2 separate regions of the Homo sapiens genome follow, and region 1 is linked to region 2. Evidence: read pairs that join two places in POLR2A ChIA-PET (ENCODE). Cell type or tissue: Panc1. All regions are shown on one strand. Links, peaks and the distances in the headings refer to the core of each region. The heading gives the core; the rest is flanking DNA.

Evidence for each region. Peaks named below come from ENCODE experiments on the same cell type or tissue, not always from the same donor. Only the 100,000 strongest peaks of a DNase experiment are listed, where the experiment ranks them.
Region 1: POLR2A ChIA-PET joins it to region 2 with 10 read pairs; 3 of 35 experiments call an interaction of 5 or more read pairs at or near these places.

What each region holds. Positions count from the first base shown.
Region 1 is chr14:66,599,593-66,610,807 of GRCh38, reverse strand. All of the region lies in intron 1 of GPHN (gephyrin), which reads right to left. Among named protein-coding and RNA genes, the nearest start is that of GPHN, 97 kb to the right of the region's middle. RefSeq lists an enhancer at 537-606. In Panc1, for the core only: no CTCF peak of the experiment used is centred there; no DNase peak of the experiment used is centred there.
Region 2 is chr14:66,534,126-66,545,340 of GRCh38, reverse strand. The region is part of intron 1 of GPHN (gephyrin); the gene reads right to left. Among named protein-coding and RNA genes, the nearest start is that of GPHN, 32 kb to the right of the region's middle. In Panc1, for the core only: no CTCF peak of the experiment used is centred there; a DNase peak (open chromatin) is centred at 5,202.

The DNA.
Region 1 (11,215 bases), core at 1,445-9,444, 66 kb before region 2:
TATCTACTAACTCTCCATCCCTTCTCATTGGCTATAAATTCCCACTTGCCCATGTTGTATTGTGAGTCTCTCTCCCTCACTGTAAAATCCCATGTCAGTGGTCCTTACATCTATCGCAATGACCCTAAATAAAGTCTTCCTTAATGTACTTTAACAAGTATCACTGAATAAATTTTTCCTTAACATTAGGACAATTATTGTCTATTTCAATGGCAATAACAAAAATACTGGCTTGAAGAAGGATTTGAGAGGGCACAGAAGACAAGATGGCTGACTAGACACAGCCAGGAAGTGCCTATGCCACCAAGAGAGACCAAAATATCAAGTAAACAAACATACTTTGAACAAATCTTCAGAGAGGAAACACCAAGAGTTCAAAGGCAACATAGACACTGAGGGTGAAGAGAGAGGAAACTGGGAAACCTGTGTGGGGTTTCCGAATGTGAGGGCTAGTTCCTGCCACTGAATGGCTCCTAGGGAAGACAGCGGTGCTCTAAACTTGCTGAAATACAAAAGAGCGACAAGTCAGAGCCAAAGCCTATCTATCGGCCATTATACTTAAGCACCATCTACTGGTTGACAGACCAAATTACAACACCAAAAATATTCTGCCAATATACATCATCTGTGAAACCCAGGGAAAGAATCTACTCACAAATAAAAATCCTGTACAGAGTCTTGGCCCTCTGAAAACACTTAGAAAAGAAGCCAATTGAGTATACTCAACTTATACCACAGTTAAAGGAACACCAGCCCACTCAGATGAAAAAGAATCAGCAAAAGAACTCTAACAATTCAAAAAGTCACTGTCCTCTTCTTTCCAAAAGAGTGCAGAAGCTCCCCAGCAATAGATCTTAACCAGATTGAAATGACTGAAATGACAGACAATTCAGAATCTAGATAACAAGGAAGTTCAATGGCTTTACGAGAAAGGTGAAACCAATTCAAGGAATCAAAGGAATCCAGTAGAACTATCCAAGAGCTGAAAGACAAAATAGCCATTTTTAAAAAGAACCGAACTGAACTTCTAAAATTGAAAAATTCACTACAAGAACTTCATAGTACAATCAGAAGCATTTACAGCAGAATAGACTAAGCTGAGAAAAGAAGCTCAGAGCTTGAAGACCAGTTTAGTTCTTTCAATTCAACTTAGACAAAAATAAGGAAAAAAGAATATTTTAAAAATGAAAAAAATTTCTGAAAAATATGGGATTATATAGAGACCAAACCTAGGATTCATTGGCATTCCTGAGAGAGAAAACAACTTTGAAAACATATTTGAAGATACAGTTTATGAAAAATACCCCAATCTCACTAGAGATATCAACATGCAAATTCAAGAAATACAGAAAACTCTTGTGAGTTTTATACAAGATGACCATCCCCAAGACACACAGACATCAGATTCACCAAGGCCGATGTTAAAGAAAAAATCTTAAAGGCAGCTAGAGAGATGAGTCAGGTCACTTATAAAGGAAACCCCATCAGGATAGTAGCGGGCTACTCAGCAGAAACTTACAAGCCAGAAGAGATCGGAAACCAATTTTCAGTAGCCTTAAAAAGAATAAATTCCAATGAAGAATTTCATATCCCACCAAAGTAAGCTTCAAATGCTAAGAATTTGTAACCACTAGACCAGCCTTATAAAAAGTCCATAAGGGAGTGCTAAACATGAAAGTAAAAGAACAGTATCTGATACCACAAAAACACAATTAAGCATATAGCCCATAGACACTATAAAGCAGCTATGCAAACAACTCTACAAAACAACCAGCTAAAAACACAATTTCTGTATCAAAACTTCACATATCAATGCCAACCCAGAATGTGAATGGAATAAAGACCCACTTAAAAGGCATAGGATGGCAAGCTGGACAAAAAGACAAGATCCAACTGTCTGCTGTCTTCAAGAAGATGCATCTCACATGTAACAATACCGAAAGCCTCAAAATTAAAGGGAAAAAGAACTGCCATACAAATGGAAAACAATAAAGAGCAGGAGTTGCAATTCTAATATCAGATAAGGCAGACTTTAAACTGAAAACAATTAAGAAGGGCAAACAAGGGTATTACATAGTGGCAAAGGGTTCCATTCAACAAGAAGACTTAACTACCTTAAGTCTATACACACCCAACATTGGAGCATCCAGATTCATAAAACAAGTCCTTTTTGACCTAGAAAAAGACCTCAATAGCCACATAATAATACTGGGAGATGTCAACTCCCCAGTGACAGGATTAGACAGATCACTGAGGAAGAAAACTAACAAAGAAATTCCAGACTTAATCTTGACAGTCCACCAATGGGACCTAATAGACATCTATAGAATAGTCCACCCAAAATCACATAATATACATTTCTCTCATCTGCATAAGAAACATATTCTAAGATCAACCAAATGTTTTGGTCATAAAGCAAGTCTCAATAAATTCAAAAAAATCAAAATCATATTAAGCACGTTCTCACATCACAGTGCAATAAAAACAAAAACCAACACCAAGAAGATCTCTCAAAGCTACACATATACATGAAAAGGAAGGAATTTGCTCTTGAATAAGTTTTGGGGAAATAATGAAATGAAGGCAGAAACCAAAAAACTATTCGAAATTCACAAAAACAGAACCACATATTAACAAAATCTTTGGGATGGAACTACAGCATGTTAAGAGGAAAGTTTACGGTGCCAAATGCATTCATCAAAAATTAGAAAGATCTCAAATTAACAATCTAACTTTGTACCTAGAGGAACTAGAAAAAAAAAAAAAACCACAAAGCTAATAAAAGAAAAGAAATAATTAAGATCAGAACTGAATTAAATTAAGACACAAAAATCCATACAAAAGATCAATGGAAAGAAGAGTAGGTTTATCGGAAGAATAAAAAAGATTGACAGACTTCTCATTAGATTAACAAAGGAGAAAAAGGGAAGATCCAAATAAGCACAAACAGAAATGACAAAGATGACATTACAACTGATCCCACAGAAATACAAAACATCCTCAGAGACTATTATGAACATCTCTATGAACACAAATAAGAAATCTAGAGGAAATAAATTTATGGGAACACACAACCTCCAAAGATTGAACCAGGAAGAAAGTGAAAACCTGAAAAGACCAATAACAAGTTCCAAATTTGAGTCAGTAATTAAAAACCTACCAACAAAAAAAAAGCCATGGACTAGAAGGATTCACACTGAATTCTACCAGGCATACAAATAAGAACTGGCACCAATCCTACTGAAAATATTCAAAAAAATTGAGGAGGAGGGACTCCCCCTGCTCCCTAACTCATTCTACAAGGCCAGAATTATCCTGATACCAAAATCTGGCAAAGACACAACAAAAAAGAAAACTTCAGGCCAATATCCCAAATGAACACAAACACAAAACCCTAAAAAAACAAAAAAAAACACAAAAATACAAAAAAAAACTAGCGAAATGAATCCAGCAGCACATTAAAAAGTTAATTCACCATGATCGAGTAGGCTGTATTCTTGGATGCAGGGTTGGTTCAACATATGCACATCAATAAATGTGATTCACCACATAAACAGAATCAAAAACAAAAAGCATATGATCATCTCAATAGACAAGAAAAAGCTTTCTACAAAATCCAACATCTCTTTATGATAAAAACCCTCAACAAACAAGGCTTCGAAGGAACATACCTCACAATAATAAGAATGAAAAACCTTATTCATTCTTATTATTCATTCTCACAATGAAAAACCCACAGCCAACATCATACTGAATGGGCAAAAGCCGGAGTCATTCTCCTTGAGAACTAGAATGAGACAAGGCTGCCCACTCTCAACACTCCTATTCAACATAGTACTGAAAGTGCTAGTCAGAATAATCAGACAAAAGAAAGAAATAAAATACATTCAAATAGGAAAGGAAGTCATATTACCTCTCTTCAGTGATGATATGATTCCATACCTAGAAAACATTAAAGATGCTGCCAAAAGGCTCCTGGAACTGATAAATAAGGATACAAAATCAATGTACAAAAATCAATAGCACTTCTATACACCAAAAACATTCTACCTGAGAGCCAAATCAAGAACACACACCAATTTCCAATAGCAAAAACCTATGCATACATCTAACCAAAGAGGTGAAAGATCTCTACAAGAACTACAAAACACTGCTGAAATAAATGAGAGACAAGACAAATAAATGGAAATATATTCCATGCCCATGAATTGGAAGAATCAATATTGTTAAAATGGCCATACTGGTCAAAGCAATTTATAAATTCAATGCTATTTCTATCAAACTACCAACATCATTTTTTGCAAAATTAGAAAAGCCTATTCTAATATTCACATGGAACAAAAGCAGATCCCAAATCGCCAAGGCAATACTAAGCAAAAAGAACACTACCTGACTTCAAACTATACTATAAGGCTATAGTAACCAAAATAGCACGGGACTGGTACAAAAACAGACACATAGACCAATGGAACAGAACAAAGAACCCAGAAATAAAGCCATACACCCATAACCATCTGATTTTCAACAAAGTCAACAAAAGGAAGCAATGAGGAAAGGACTCCCTGTTCAATAAATGGTGCTGGGATAACTGTCTAGCCACATGCAGAAGAATGAAGCTAGTCTCTACCTTTCACCGCATACAAAAATTAACCCAAGATGGATTAAAGATGTAAAGATAAGACCTCAAACTACAAAAATCCTACAAGAAAACCTAGGAAATGCACTTCTTGACATCAGGTTTGGCAAAGAATTTATGACTAAGTCCCCAAAAGCAATTGCAACAAAAATGAAAATTGACAAGTGGGACCTAATTAAACTAAATAGCTCTGCACAGAAAAATAAATTATCAACAGTAAACAGCCTAGAGAATGGGAGAAAATATTCACAAACTATGCATCTGACAAAGGTCTAATATCCAGAATCTATAAGAAACTTAAATCAACAAGCAAAAAACAAATAACTCCTTTAAAAAATGGGGCCAGGTGCGGTGGCTCACACCTGTAATCCCAGCACTTTGGGAGGCCGAGGCGGGCAGATCAAGAGGTCAGGAGATCGAGACCATCCTGGCTAACACAGTGAAACCCCGTCTCTACTAAACAAAATAGAAAAAATTAGCCGGGCTTGGTGGCAGGCACCTATACTCCCAGCTACTCGGGAGGCTGAGGCAGGAAAATGGTGTTAACCTGGGGGGCAGAGATTGCAGTAAGCTGAGATCCTGCCACTGCACTCCAGTCTGGGCGACAGAGTGAGACTCCGTCTCAAAAAAAAAAAAAAAAAAAATCGGCAAAGGATATAGACACTTATCAAAAGAAGACATTGTAAGTGGCCAAGAAATAAATGAAAAATGTTCATCATCACTAATCATCAGAGAAATGCAAATCAAAACTACAACAATATACCATCTTACACCAGTCAGAATGGTGATTATTAAAAAGTCAAAAAATAATAAATGCTGACAAGCCTGGGGAGAAAAGGGAACACATATACACTCTTGGTGGGAATGCAAGTTAGTTCAGCCACTGTGGAAAGCAGTTGAGAGATGTCTCAAAAACTTACAACAGGACTACTGTTTGACCCAGCCATCCCATTACTGGGTATATACCCAAAGGCAAATAAATTATCCTAAAAAAAGACATATGCACCGATATGTTCACTGCATCACTATTCACGATCGCAAAGATATGGAATCAACCTAGGTGCCCATCGATGGTAGAGTCGATAAAGCAAATGTGGCACATATACACCATGGAATACTACGCAGCCATAAAAAGACTGAAATGTGTCCTTTGCAGCAACATGGATGTGGCTGGAGGCCATTATCCTAATTAACACAGGAACAGAAAACCAAATACTGTATGTTCTCACTTGTAAGCGTGACCTAAATAACGGAATACATATGGACAGAAAGATGAGAACAATAGACATTTAGAGTTGTCTAAAGGAGGGAGGGGGGAGGGAGGGGGAAATGGGCTGAAAAACTACCTATCAGATATTATGCTCAGTACCTGGGTGACAGGATCATCTATATCCCAAACCTCAGCATCATGCAATATACCCATGTAACAAATCTGTACATGTACCCCCGAACCTAAAATAAGAAATTATTTTTAAAATATATACATAGGCTTAAAACTAAAGAATAAATCATTTTAAATCAGACATATGCATTTCTGAGTATATATACTGTTACATATTGGAATATTTTTCTAATGAAAAGAGTAAAATCTGTTTTTCTAAAGTATCTTTTTAAAAAGAGGAACTTACAAGTTTATATTTTAATTATACTCCAAAATTATAGCCAGAAAAAATATTTCGGTCAGTGGATAGTGTTTCATAACCAAGTGTCTGCAAAGCAACTATTCAGTTAGGTTTGTGGATTTCTATTCATACCCGAATGCGTACACATACATATGCATACAAATATCTATATACATATTCTATATAGTATATTTTTCAATTTTTGTTAAGAGAATAACTTTGGAAAATAATCTTCAATTAGAGTAGAAGAAAAAAAACAAAAGCATTAAATGGCATACATTCCTGCTGTAGATGTTTACAAATGCAGGTGCCAGTAACAGAGTTCCTACAAATCAATCATGATACTACCACCTATATTACTGCCTATACTTTGCAGCTCTACAAAGGACTCTATGACACATGAGGACTCTATGAGTCAGAATTCCTCATGTATAAAATAGGATAAAATGCTACCTATAGTTCATGCAATGTTATGAGAATTAAATGAGCTAATCCAATTAAAGTGCTTACTCTGATAGGCTAATATTAAAAACAAGTGTTCATTCCCCAAGACCTAAATTAAGAGACATATTTTGTCATAGTGGACAATGTACATAAAGAACTTTACATAAAGGACAGTGAAATATTTGTCTCAGATAATACTAACATTAATCATAAGATGTATAATCAAACTATTAAATGTGAAGAAATATCAGTTTCCATCTTTCTAATTTTTAGATTTGAGGAATTATGATTCCTTCATTACAACTACAACTGACCTATGTAGAAATAGAATAAAAAATTAAAAATTTTGTTTGTGACAAAAGTGACCTAACTTATCAAGTATTTATTTACCAAGATAAATATTTAAATATATCATTTGATAATATCTAAGATAAAACAGAAGTATAGTTGCAAGGTACATTCAATATAAGAATTAAAATCCCATTCCCTTCACCATACAAAAATAGGAATTGTGTATAAAAAGCTACATAAAAATACTTAGCATAACAGTTCATAATTGAAAACTGGATATATCTATATATCTAATGTCCTACTGCTGAAGATCACTTATGATACAGGCATTCAGTGGAAAATTATATAACCATTTTAAATGACTTTGAACTAAATTTTTGGTGGCATAGGAAAATGTTCACAAAGTTGAAAAAAGCAAGGAACAAAAGTGTTCGTACGGTATGATTCAAAGTTTGTAAAATAGTATAGATGTGTGTGCATACACCACACACACACAAAAAAACCCTGAAAATGTATACATCAAAATATTACTATTTCTGGATAGAGGGATTACAGGGATTTTAAAACTTGCTTCTTGTGTGTTTCTGTATTTCCCATATTCTTTTTGTAATCTAAAAGTTAAAAGATTTCAAAATCCTACTGTTTTAGTTTTTATCCATATATAAATTTTGTACCAGGAGGATTTCATAGACACCAAGACTCCAAATATGATCCCATGTTTAAGAATACAATTTTTTCAATTGTTTTTAATAAAATACATTCTCAGTGACACCTATCTTAGTCTTGTAAGCTTGATATGTTTAACGGAGAGAACCAAAATTGAACACTGGATCAAAAAACAATCTCTTCTTGGGAGAGGAGGGGAACTTGACCAAGAGCAAATGTTGATAATATTGAAATATATGAATTAATTTATAACTCTTATTTCAAAATGTTCAATAACTCTTGGCACAGAGAGGACTTTTTATTGGCTTTTTGTTGAACACTATGTGATTCTTAAAACTGTCATCTTCCACCCCCCTCCTTAATATATATGAATCCAAGCTTGCAAGTCATATTAACATATTCTTTCTTTAGTTTGGTAGAAATTTGTACTTTTGACCTTGAATTTTCCCTACTACCTAATCAGAGTTTTATCATAAATAAACATTTACTATTGCAGGCATTAAAATGGAATAGGACTTAATAATTAGTAAAGTTCCTTCCTAACTTCAGATTTTATGAAGATCTAAGTAACTGATGAAAAATTGAATCCTTTAACATGAAAAAACAAAATTCGTATTCACATTTCAAGTTATATGTGTCAAAGCACTGGTGCTGAAACAGAATAGGTTATCTTCTAATTTCACATCACTGAGTTATTCACTGCAGTAATGAGGAAATATATTCTTGAGAAAGTTATGCTGGGAAATTACCTAACATTCTCTGACAATAAAAACAAAACTAACAATAAAAAGAAAAGCAGGCCAATGGTGTGAAAAAAAATTATGGATTAGTATGGTGTTTTCTGATTATAAAGCTAAATATAAGGACAGGATTTTTGCACTTTGATCACTCTCACAGTGTTGCACTGAAAATAAAACATTAATACATAGAATGGAAGAACACTGATCAACACAATCTACAATATTTACATAGAAATTATTAGTCATAAAGGGTTTTGGAGTATTCATTTAGGTAGGCAGTAACATTTCCTGAGGGCTTTCTATGTGATAGGAACTTTGCTGGTTATCAGAAACGCAAAAAATGAAAAGCCACAATTCTTGCCCTCAACAAGATCATACACAGGTAAGTTTACACATCCACCACCTATGATAAATCAGCCCAGTTACAAGGACACCAAATCTGAAATGATAATCACTATGATGCCTATTGAAGTTAGAATATTTGGTTTAAAATATTCCCTCTTAATTTTTTGGTTTTTACAATGCAGTTAAGAGGTATGGCTAATGAGATGCATTGAAAAACATGATGAGTATATTACAAAAGTATTGTATATGGGGGAAAATCTTTGTATTTCAGCAATTTTTAATATTTACTTGAATTTTTCCCAAAAAATTGGGAAACAATTTTTTCTCCCACAAAACACCCACTATTTGCAGTCCTATTGCACAAATGTCAATCTATTATTGGTTTTTCTTCTTCCATAATAAGAAAATCATACATTTACATTAAAACATTGCCTTGTTCATCTTTAAGACTTCCAATTAATGGTGCTATGCTTTAGTTCCCAGTATTACAAAGGCAGAATAAATTTTTAAATAGTACTGGAAAAAATGGTCATAGAGTGAGTATATGAATCCCGAAAACTGAAAACTAAAGAGGTTGCCCCTTCACCATCACTTTCCTATTCCCAAAAGACTAGAATCATTGAACGTATTTGATGTAAAAAATGAGTACCTTCTGAAATAGTTCATCTCCTACATCCTCATAAGCCAACTTGATGAAATCTTATTGATTCTAAAAGCCTCCATTTAGAAACCATCACCTAAAGCCTTTCCGTGGTCTCCAAAATAATCTTCCCTCTGAATATCCACTACATCTTGGTAGCACTACACTTATGCTACTTATTTCAAACTACCTTAAATTTAGTTATTTGAGCAAAACACCTTTAACGCTTTTAGATAGAAATAGCTCCTAAGGGTAAACAACATGTCTTGGTATCAGTTATACTACTTTGGTGGTGTCCTCAAACACTCATTGATTGTTCAACACTGTACAAGGAACTTAACCTCTTTATTGTATAGTATGTGTTATAATACCTACCTCATAGGATTGCTATGACCAATAAATGAACACATATTAAATACAAAGAAATACGATCAATCCTCATCCACAGATTCCGCATTTATGAATTTGTCTACTCAATAAAATTTATTTGTATCCCAACATCAATATTCGTAGCACTTTGGCAATAATTTGTGGAAATGTGCAGGAGGAGGAGAATTTTGAGTCACCTGATTTGCATCCTATCAGCTGAAACTGAACAAATGCTCTGCTTTGTTTCTGCTCTCATACTATAAAGGATTATTCTTTTCACAGTCTATTAAGTGCAACAATGTTCTCATTTTTGTGCTTTTTGTTGATGATTTGGCTATTTAGAATGCCCAAGTGCTATCTAGTGTTCCTAAGCACAAGACGCCTGTGATATGCCTTAAGGAGAAAATATGTGTGTTACAAAAGCTTCCTTCAGGCATGAGTCATACTGCTGTGGGACATGAGTTCAATATTAATGAATCAACAATACATATTTTAAATAAGTTGTCTTTAAACAGAAATACACATTTTTTAAAAGTTACGTATTGATAGGTGAACAAAAATGTTGTGACCAGAGGCTTACAGGAACCTAACATTGTAATTCCAGTAAGAGCTAATTTATTATTCACTGCTACGTCACAGAACAAATCTACTTCAAGCAGTGAGAATCAACTGTACTTAGAATACTGACAAATATATAGTTAAGAGCTAAGGAACTATTAACTACCATTACAATTTTATTGTTAATAGCACATGGTAGGTACTTGATCATCTGTTAAAACAGTGCCTGAATAAAATAAAAATAAGGACTAGGTTTTAAAAAGGAAGAAAATTTCCAAATTATTTTTATATAACAGATATATAACATTGGCCCCAAAACTTCACAAAACTGCACAGAAAACTGTACAAATCAAACACACTGAAGAATAATGATGCAAAAACTTTAAATGAGATAATATGCAAAAGAATCCAAAACACTAAAAAACATTTGAAAGAGGGGTACATGCCAGAAATTCAAAGGTTTCTAATATTAAAAATGCATTAATAAAATCCATTATATTAACAGAAGATTATATGTTCATTTTCATAACTGCTAAAAATTCAAGTGACATAATTCAACATCATACATAATTACCAAAATAAAAATTTTAACGTTTACATAGAAATTAAGAGGTATTTTTTAGCCTGAATACATATAGATATAGATATAGATATACAGATATATAGATATACACATGTGTCTGTACTTCCCAATTAGCCAGCAACTTACTAAATTGGAAATGTTAGGTACTTTCTCATTAAAATAAGGAATAAGACAAGGATGTCCACTATCTCTTCTATTATTTAATATCTTAAACAACACAAGTAAAGAAAACATTAGAGGCCAAAAATGGAAGAAAAAGAAGGAAAGTAATCTTTATTTGCAAGCAATATAATTTTTATATCAGGAAGGCAAAAACAAAAA
Region 2 (11,215 bases), core at 2,094-10,093:
GGTCAGCCCCCTGCCCGGCCAGCCGCCCCGTCTGGGAGGTGGGGGGCGCCTCTGCCCGGCCGCCCCTACTGGGAAGTGAGGAGCCCCTCTGCCCGGCCAGCCGCCCCGTCCGGGAGGGAGGTGGGGGGGTCAGCCCCCCGCCCGGCCAGCCGCTCCGTCCGGGAGGTGGGGGGCGCCTCTGCCCGGCCGCCCCTACTGGGAAGTGAGGAGCCCCTCTGCCCGGCCACCACCCCGTCTGGGAGGTGTGCCCGGCAGCTCATTGAGAACGGGCCATGATGACAATGGCGGTTTTGTGGAGTAGAAAGTGGGGAAAAGAGTGAGAAATCGGATGGTTGCCGTGTTTGTGTAGTAGGAGGTAGACACAGGAGACTTTTCATTTTGTTCTGTACTAAGAAATATTCTTCTGCCTTGGGATCCTGTTGATCTGTGACCTTACCCCCAACCCTGTGCTCTCTGAAACATGTGCTGTGTCCACTCAGGGTTAAATGGATTAAGGGCGGTGCAAGATGTGCTTTGTTAAACAGATGCTTGAAGGCAGCATGCTCCTTAAGAGTCATCACCACTCCCTAATCTCAAGTACCCAGGGACACAAACACTGCGGAAGGCCACAGGGTCCTCCGCCTAGGAAAACCAGAGACCTTTGTTCACTTGTTTATCTGCTGACCTTCCCTCCACTATTGTCCTGTGACCCTGCCAAATCCCCCTCTGTGAGAAACACCCAAGAATGATCAATAAAAAATAAATAAATTAAAAAAAAAAAAAGAAAAAAAGAAAGGCTTGCATTCTTCTTTCATTCAACAAATATTCATTGGGCACTTACAATGTGCAAGGCACTATTCTAGGTACTTGAAATATATCGGTAAACAAACCTAATAGATGAAAATCCTGCCCTTCTAACAAGTGAAACTTATTCAAACGAGGAGAAAGACAAATGTTAACACAATACATAAATTAAGAATTACCTTAAACAGCAATAAATGCTATAGGAAAGAAACAGAACAGGCAAAGAGGATTAGGAGTATATAGGGGAAGGGTGTATGTGAAAAGGAGAAGAGGCTGTAATTTTAATTACAGTCGTTTGAGAAGGTGACATTTGAGGGAATTTGGTCATGTGACTCCTGAGGAAAGAGTATTCTAGGCAGAGAGAATCATCAGTGCACAAATCCTAAGGTGAAAGCCCATCTGCATGTACCAGGAACAGCAATGAGGTCAGTGTGGCTGAAGTGGAGAGACTAAAGAAAAGAATAGAAGTGGAAAGACTAAAGAAAAGAATAAAAGTAGAAAGGTAACACAGAAAAAACTAACAGGTGGTCAGATCCTATACGCCCTTTTAGGCCAGTGGCTTTTAAACTGAGTGAAATGAAGAGCCACTGGAGAGTCCTCAGCAAAGTAGTAAAATATTTCACTTACTTTTTGAAGGGATCACTCAGGCTGTTTGGAAAAGACTGCAAAAGGATGTGTAAAAGGGTAACTGAGAGACAAGATAGGAGGTTACTATAGTAATCCAGGTGAGAGATAATGGTGGTTTGAACCAGGGTAATGGCAGTGAAAGTGGTGGGGAATTGACACATCTGGGATATGTTTTCATGGTTTGATCGTCATTTTGATGATAAGTTGGCTGTGGGAGAAAGCAAGAGAAGTCTCAAGGATAGCCCCAACTAGAAAAAGAGTAGACATTTACTAACTGACAAATACTCTAGGAAGAGCAAGTGTTAGGCAGGGAATCAGTATTTGGAATATATTAATTAAGTCACTAAGACACCCAAATAGTAATGTCAAGTAGATACAGACATAGGTGTATATATGTGTACAATTCAGGAATAGTTTCTTAAACAGGTACATAAATTTAGGAGTTGTAAGCACATACTTGGTATTTACAGTCACGATCATCAAGAAAGTGAGTGCAGAAGATTTTTTTAAAGTATAACATCCCAGAAGTCATGTGAAAAAAAAGTATGTATAAGAAGGAATGATCAACTAAATCAAATGTTGCTAAGTCAAGAGAAATGATGACTATTGAGAAATTAACTTGAGATTTAGCAATATGAAGATCATTGGTGACCTTATCAAGAGTAGTTTCAATTCAGTGATGATATGGTTTGGATCTGTGTCCCCATCCAAATCTCATGTTGAAATGTAATCCCCAATGCTGGGGGTGGGGCCTGGTAGGGGGTGATTGGATCACAGGGGTATAGTTCTCATGAATTAATTTTAGCACCAACCCCCCTTGGTACTGTATACTGACAGAGTTGTAAGGAGATCTGGTTGTTTAAAAGTGTGTACCATCTCCCCCCACTCTCTCTCTCTTCCTCCAGCTCTGGCCATGTAAAATGTGCCTTTTTTCCTTTTGCCTTCCGCCCTGATTGTAAGTTTCCTGAGGCCTCAGTCACTATGCTTCCTGTATGGCCTGCAGAATCGTGAGCCAATTAAACCTCTTTTCTTTATAAATTACCTAGTCGCAGGCATTTCTTTATAGCAATGCGAGAATGGACTAACAAAAGTGATAATGGCAGAAGCCTAATTATACTGGATTTAAAAGGAAACAGGAAGAAAGAAATTAGAGTCATTGAGCACAGATAATCCTTTCAAGGAGTTTGCTGCAATTGGAAAGCAAATAACTGTTATCTGGTAAGGGAAGTAGTGTCAAACAAAAGAAGGTTTAAAGACAGAGGTAGCAGTAGGTTTGTCTTCATGTGGTAGTGATGCAGTATGAAAAAACTTTATGACATAGGAGTGAGAGTGGAGAACTGCTGGAGCAATGTCCCTAAGAAGCCATTAGGAAATAGATTCTAATGCACAAACGAAGGGATTGGTTATAGAAAAGTAAAGAATAATGGGTAGAAAGATAGGTTATATGGATGGAGATGGTGGTAGATGGGTAGACAGAGTAAAAGGAGTCTATGCAAGTTCTGTTCTGATGGCTTCAATTTTCTCAGTGAGGTAGGAACCAAAATCATCAGCTGAGAGATTGAGGATGAGATGTTGGAAGGTCTGATGAGAGAAAACATTAAATAAGTCATCTAAGAAAATAGAAGAATAAACAATCTAGGAAAATACAATATGAATGCCAGGTAGTATTAAGGACTCACTTGATACTTGATATTTGTGACCATGAATTTAAGTAAAACTAGTCAGCATGATTCTGCATTTTCCTCTCGACGTATATAGCTGCTAATTTAGACACTAACAGATACTAACTTAAAGTTTAAAAATGGCTGGATTTAAGCTGGACTTAAGTGAGAGTGAGACAAGAAAGCTGAGGGTATATGCAAGGAAGTTGAGAATGCAAATCATAGATAACAAAATACTATAAAATTTAAGTTGGACAGAAGAGAAAGTGATGACTCAAGGAACAAAGGAACACTTAAAAGATGCTAAGATCAATACGTTAATTATCATCTGTGTCATAAACAAGACTTAATTAAGTTGCCCAAATCACAAAGCATATGAATGACACAAATGGAACAGAATCTAAATCCAGATGTGTCTCATTCACATCATTCTGTCCATGGTACTGACAGCACCAAGCTGCTCTGTGAATTTGTTTTTCATCGGCATACTAACCTCCAAAAGGATGAACCTAATGCAAAACTAAAAGTTAAACTATTTTACCAGGCCTCGTGTACCTCCCTCTCCCTCAGTGTCCAATGCTCAGAGCCTGTCAGTGTCCAAACTTCCAAATGATACTGAATCTTGCCATATCCCACCATTTGTACAAAATCACTTTCACATTTCTCTGCAGATCGATCTCCTTCATAAAAATCTGAACCACTAAGAATTGCTCTGAATAGAAAAATATTTATACAAATAAATGACTATATAAACTTAACCTTCTTCATAGGTATTTTTGTTCTAACAGGGAGTCTAGTTAACCCACTTGAACCTCTATTGTGAAATATATTTAGGTCAAAATAATTGACCTAAGAACTTTTGGTTCTTGACTTTTATTATTTCTAGTACCTTCTCCCTTAAAAACACATATCCTTTACAAAATCTTAGAATTCCATTTTTCTTATCTTTCTCTCAGAGAATGAAAAAGTGATGACACTAACATGCCATGGATCAGACCCAAACTTGTGTTAAAGATATTTCAGGCTGGGTGCAGCGGCTCACACCTGCAATCCCAGGACTTTGGGAGGCCAAGGTGGGTGGATCGCTTGAAGCCAGGAATTCAAGACCAGCCTGACCAACATGGAGAAACCCTGTATCTATTAAAATTACAAAAATTAGCCAGGCTTGATGGCTCACACCTGTAATTCCAGCTACTCAGGAGGCTGAGGCACGAGAATCACTTGAACCCGGGAGGCAGAGGTTGCAGTGAGCCAAGATCGTGCCACTGCACTCCACCCTGGGTGACAGTGGGAGACTCCGTCTCAGAAAAGGAAAAAAAGAAAAAAAAATTAGCCAGGCACCATGGCTCACACCTGTAATCCCAGCTACTCAGGAGGTTGAGGCGTGAGGATCACTTGAACCCAGGAAGTGGAGGCTGCAGTGAGCCGAGATCACACCACTGCACTCCAGCCTGGACAACAGTGCAAGACTCTGTCACAAAAATAAATAAATAAGTAAAAATATTTTATACTTAGAACTCTAAATTGAACATTATAGTAAGCGTGGGACTACCTGGCAAAGCAAGAACTAAGCGTAGCCAGTTGGAGAACTCTAGTGTTCTTCTGAGTATATGGCTAAAAAAACAAGTCTTATTCATAATTTATGTCAAGACTATTATTTTTAAAGAAACCATCAAGTTAGCACAATAAGAAGGTTTCAGTCCTGAACATACACCAAAGTATCATCACTGATTATCACGGAAGACAGAAGGAAGAATTCTACTATAAACATTATACATCTCTATTTAATTTATTTTCAATTAGCATGTGTGGTGGATTCTATCACAATTTGTAATTATTCACTCCACTTTCCTTCAAAAGGAGCATCATCCACACCTGTTCCTATGTAACTGACAGCACTCCCATAAGAGTAACATCCCTGCTCCACTGACTTTGGCCTTGGCCACTGGTTTGCTTTGGCCAATGGTATATAAACAAACATCCAAGCAGAAGTTTTAAGAGCCACTGTGTATTCCTGCCAAATCATTTTCTTTTTTCCCTCTGTTACAAGAACAGCATGGCCCAAATAGAAGTTGTTCTCTAGCCTGGATCTCAGAATTAGAAGATATGTGGAGCACGAGCAGAGCCACTGCCAACCTTCAGCCAACATGAAGCAAGAGCAAAAATAAGCAATTGTTGTTGTGAGCTGCTGAAATAGAGGTCATTTGTTATGCAGCATAACTTAGCAGAAGTACACAATACATTGTGTATTACTTTTATAATCAGAAAAACAAATAGATTTTGCTGTTTCAAACTTTAAGGACAGCAGTTATTTTAATGCTTCAACAACTAGAAAAAGATGAATTTCAATCCAATTTTTAAGACACCAGAGTGCTTATGAAAGAACAAGAAGTAGATGAACTGAAATTCTAGAAAGAGAAGAGCCCTTCCTAGGTGTGCAGATAACCATCTCCTATTTTATTTCCTGGGAGCATTTGAAAATTCTGGACAGAGACTGAGAACTGAGATTGGCCCAGACAGAAAGACTCCACTGGTGAAAGTAGAAAGCAGGCTGGGCGTGGTGGCTCACACCTGTAATCCCAGCACTTTGGGAGGCCGAGGTGAGCAGATCACCTGAGGTCAGGAGTTCGAAACCAGCCTGACCAACACGAAGCCTGACCAACACCCGTCTCTACCAAAAATACAAAATTAGCCAGCCATAGTGGCACATGGCTGTAATCCCAGCTACTCAGGAACCTGAGGCAGGAGAATCGCTTGAACCCGGGAGGCGGAGGTTGCAGTGAGCCGAGATCACGCCATTGCACTCCAGCCTGGGCAACAAGAGCGAAACTCTGTCTCAAAAAAAAAAAAAAAAAAAAAAGAAAGTAGAAAGCAGCTGAGCTTTTTCATGCAGTAGTCTGAAAACTAGAAAGCCCCAAATGCAAGGTTGAAAGGAACATTTGCTGAATTCTAAGTAATGAAGGAGGCTGGGAGACGTGCTAGAAGGGCAGAGTGAAATCTCCCTCAGTATTACAGTGCTTACCAGAAAAAAAGCCTTCCTAGAAACAGGGGACAAACCGCAAAAAACACATGACAGACCTCCCACATTTGCATGAATTTAAAGCACTGTAAATAAACCAAGAGATTACCGGGCTAATCTCAAAACCTCTAAAGAACAGAATTAGATCTCCTGCAGTCTTTCAGGGCTGTGGAGAAGAAATCTGACAGTCTTTCAATCAAAAATCTGAGTATGTCAATGGAGACAAACCAGAGATAGACTAAATCTTACTAAAACTGCAATGCAGACTGACCCTAATAAAACTCTAATTAAATTGGCCTAACAACTAAAAAGGGGAATCATCTCTGGTGGAAGATATCACCTTCAGCCTCTACATAAATTATTACAAGTTTCAGCATATAATAAATGTGAAATTTATTAATTTCATATATTGTATTTCAAAACATATATTGTATGTTTTTCACATACAATATATGTGAAAAAAAAAAAACAAGAAAAAATGACCTGTAATCAAGACTAAAAGCAAAGCTAGAGATGACACTGATAGTGGAGTTAGGAGACAATGGCTTTAAAATAGCCATTATCCATAGGCTAATGAAAGGGAAGGAAAAAAAATGAATAAAATTTATAAAAGGATGGAGATAATCAACAAAAAAGGAAACCTATTTAAAAATAATAAAACTTCCTAGAGCTGAGAAAATAAGCTATTAAAACTTATTGGATAGGTTATTCAACCTGGCACAGAAGAGGAGAGAAATTGTAAGTTTAAAAAATAGCTCAACAAAAAATACAAAATTGAACCACAGAGAGAAAAGACAGAATAACCACATGAGACATGTGGGACAGTCAAAACGCCTAACACAGTTTAGAGGAGAGAGAGATTGGGGTAGAAGCAAAATATAAAGATATAAAATACAAATTTTTCCAAGGCTGATAAAAAAAAAACCATTAACCCAGCAAACCCCAAACATGATAAATGCAAAGAAACCCATGCCTAGGCACCATACAAACTATTAATGAACTAAAGACAAAAATAAAAATCTTAAATGCAGCCAAAAAAACGCACACTCCTTAAAGGAGCAACAATAAGGAAAAACAAAGGAATTACATATCTGAAGTGCTATAAGAATAAAAGATTCAGGCTGGACATGGTGGCTCACACCTGTAATCCCAACACTTTGGGAGGCTGAGGCAGGAAGATAGCTTGAGGCCAGGAGTTTGAGACCAGCCTGGTCAACATAGTGAGACCCCATCTCTACAAAACCTAAAACAAAAAATTTAGCTGAGCACAGTGGTGCCACCTGTACTCCCAGCTACTTGAGAGGATAAGGTAGGAGGATCGCTCGAGCCTAGGAGTTAGAGGCTGCAGTGAGCTATGATCACACCACTGCACTCCAGCCTCAGTAACAGAGCGAGACCCTGTCTCAAAACAGCAACACATGCCAGCCCAGAATTCTGTACCAATAAGTTTTTCCTTCAAAAAAGAAGTCAAAATAAAGGGATTTCAGACAAAAGCTGAGAAAATCTGCCTCAAAGAGACTGGCACTACAAGAAATATTAAAGGAATTTTTTCAGGCTAAAGGAAAATTATCCTGGATGGTAGCAAAGAACTGTAAAAATGAATTATGAGCATTAGAAAGGGTACACATGTGGATAAATATAAAAGAATATTAACTGTTTACAAAAAAATTATGTGGTTTGTATCATATATTGAAATAAAATATGAAAAAAATAGCACAAAGGGCAGGAGGGAATAAACAAAGTTAAACTGTCCTAAGTTTTGCATTGTTTGGGAAGTGGTAAAACATTAAGATACACTAAAAAAAATCAAGATTTATTAAAATCTCTAAGATAACTAAAAAATAACCACAGAAGAATGTATAACTGAAAAGCTAATGAGCCAAAATGGAGTTTAGAAAACCTGACAAATAATACAGGCAGGAAAGAAATTTAAACACCCAAAGTATGGATGGGACAAATAGAAAAGAAACAGTAAGATAAAAGATTTATGCCCAACTATACTAGTAACCACATTAAATGTAAATAGAATACCTATTACAACTAAAGCACAAAGATTGTCAAACTAGATAAAACAAACATGACCTGACTATATGACATTTCCAAGAGATATACTGTAAATACAAGAATATAGATTGGCTGAACTAAAAAGAAGAAAAAATCATACCATGGAAGTATTGATGAAAAGAAAGAGTGACTATATTAATAGAAGGTAAAAGTAGACTTGAAGGCAAGAAATATTACCAGAGATAAAGAAGGTCATTTCATAATGACAAAAAGGTCATTTCAACCGTAAAATAACAATGCCAAGTTTTAATTCACCTAGTAAGAGCTTCCAACTACATGAGGGGAAAACTGAAAGAACTAAAAGTCAACAAAACTACAGTCATAGTTTATAATTTTAAGACACTACTCTCAAAACTGAGAGAACAGGAAAAAAGAAATCAGTCATTTGAAGATTTGAACAACTTGATTAACCAATATGACCTTACTGACAAAGAACATTAACACCAAAGACTGCAGAATCAACATTCAAGTACACATGAAGTGTATGAATCTATCAATCACAAATGCTTTCAGAGAATAAAAAAGAGAGAGACTTCCCAATTCAAGTACACATGAAACGTATCAATCTATCACAAACACTTTGAAATAAAACAGAGAGAGACTTCCCAATTCTTTTTACAAGGCTAACAAACATTGATAACAAAATCTGACAAAAATATTATAATAAAGGACTATTACAGGCCAATATCTTTCATGAATAGATGTAAAAATTCTAAAGAGAATATTAACAAATTGAATCTAATGGTACATAAAAGGGACAATACATTATGACAAAGTAACGTTTATCCTAGGAGTATAAAGTTGGTTTAACATTTAAAAATCAATCAATGTAATTCACCACATCACAGAATTAAGGATACAACCATATGATTTATCTCAACAAAAGCAAAAAATTTGACAAAGTTTACCACCTATTCATGATTTAGAAAACTATCAGACTGGGCGCAGTGGCTCACACCTGTAATCCCAGCACTTTGGGAGGCCGAGGTGGGAATATCATTTGAGCCAGGAGTTCAAGGCCAGTCTGGGCAACAGAGCAAGGCCCTCTCTCTATAAAATTTTTTTCAAAAAAGAAAAGAAAACTAGGAATAGATAAGAACTTCTTTAATCTGATAAAGGTTACCTATAAAACTTACAACTAACATCATAATTGGTAAATATTGAACATTTTCCCCTAAGTTTAGGAGTGAGACTATTTCAATTAAACATTGTTCTAGAAGCCTTGGCCATTGCAATAAGGGAAAACAAAGAAACAATTATAAAGACTGGAAAGAAATAAGTAAAATAGTTACTATTCTCAGATGATTTGGTTGTTTGCATAGGAAATACAAAAAATCTATAAAATATTAAATATTAAAAATAAGCAAATTTAGCGGGTTGCTGCTTATAAGATAAAAATACAACTGTAATTCTATGTATTAAACAATTCAAAATGAAATTTAAATAACGAATACCATTTACAATAGCACTTTCAAAACATTAAAATAGCTAGCCATAACGCTAACAAATGATATGCGAAACCTCTACATTGTAAACCAAAAAATACTGCTGAAAGAACTTAAAGACCCAAGTAAATGGATAGATAATCCATGTTCATGGACTAGAAGACTCTATATTGTTAAGATGCCAATTCTCCCCACATTGATCTATAGCCTCAATGCAATCCCAATCATAATATTAACAGTTTTGTTTTCACTGAAATATGATTCTAAATGTATATGGAAACACAAAGGATAGAGTATACCCACCACAAAAAAAAATGTTGAAGAAGAAATAAAATTGAAGGAACTTATACCACCAGATACCAAGATTTAGTATAGAGCTACAGTAATTAAGACAGGGTAGTATTTGTACATAAATAGACCAGTGGAAGAGCATATACACTCTAGTAAGACTCACCTGATTTATATCAAAAGTGTTCTATAATCCAATGGTTTAAGGGCAATTTTTTTTTCAAAAAATGGGGCCAAATCAATTGAATATCCTATGTTTTATTTTAAAAATTCCTGGTTTTTACCTCACATCATTCATTATAAGATAATTTGAAATGCATCATAGAGCTTTGAGTAAAAAAGAAAGTAATACAATTTCAAAAAGAAAACTTTGGAGAATATTTTCATGATCCTGTAATAGGCAAAGATTTCTTAAACAAAACATTAACAAACCAACTAAACCATAAAAAGCAAACTTGATAAGTTAAGGTTCATTAGAATTGAAAACTTTTATTTATTATAATACACTATTAAGAGAGTGAAATGACTAGCCTCAGACTGGGAGAAGAAATTTGCCATGCAAAGGTCTCATATTCAGAATACATAAGGAATTCCTATAAATCCATAAGACAAAGACAGAATAACTTTAAAATATGTCAAAAATTAATATTAAAAGGTGATCACCATCATTATTTGCCTGGGAAATGAAAAGGAGAAGCCAGTGCACACTGACCAGAATGACTGAAATTAAAAAGACTGACAATACACAATATTGACAAAAATGTAGAACTACTCAAACCCTCCTACATTGCTGGTGGGGATGTAAAATGGTACAGCCACTTTGGAAGACAACCATCCAACAATTATACTCTTAAAAATGAAACAATATATTCATAAAAAGAAATACACGAGAATATTCATAGCAGGTTTTCTTTGTAAGTCAAAAATTAGAAACAATTCAAATGTCCATTAACAGAAGAATAAATAATGATCCATTCATTCAATGAAACACTACATAGCAATAAAAAGAACCAAGGTATACCAACATCATGGATGAATGTCATAACCATAATAAACGAAAGAAGTCATTCCCTTTACATGAAGTGCAAGAACAGGAAAGACTAATCTATGATAATAAAAATCAGAATAATAATTACTTGGGAGTGACAGGAGAAGTGGATATTAGTTAACCTGTGAAAACCATGAAGGAGAGGCTTCTGGAGTGCTGGAGATGTTCTACATCTTGATCTGAGTGTTAATTGTAAGAGTTTGTACACATAAAAAACTCACCATGCTATACAATTAACATCTGTACATTTTACTATATGCATGTTATATCTCAAATTTAA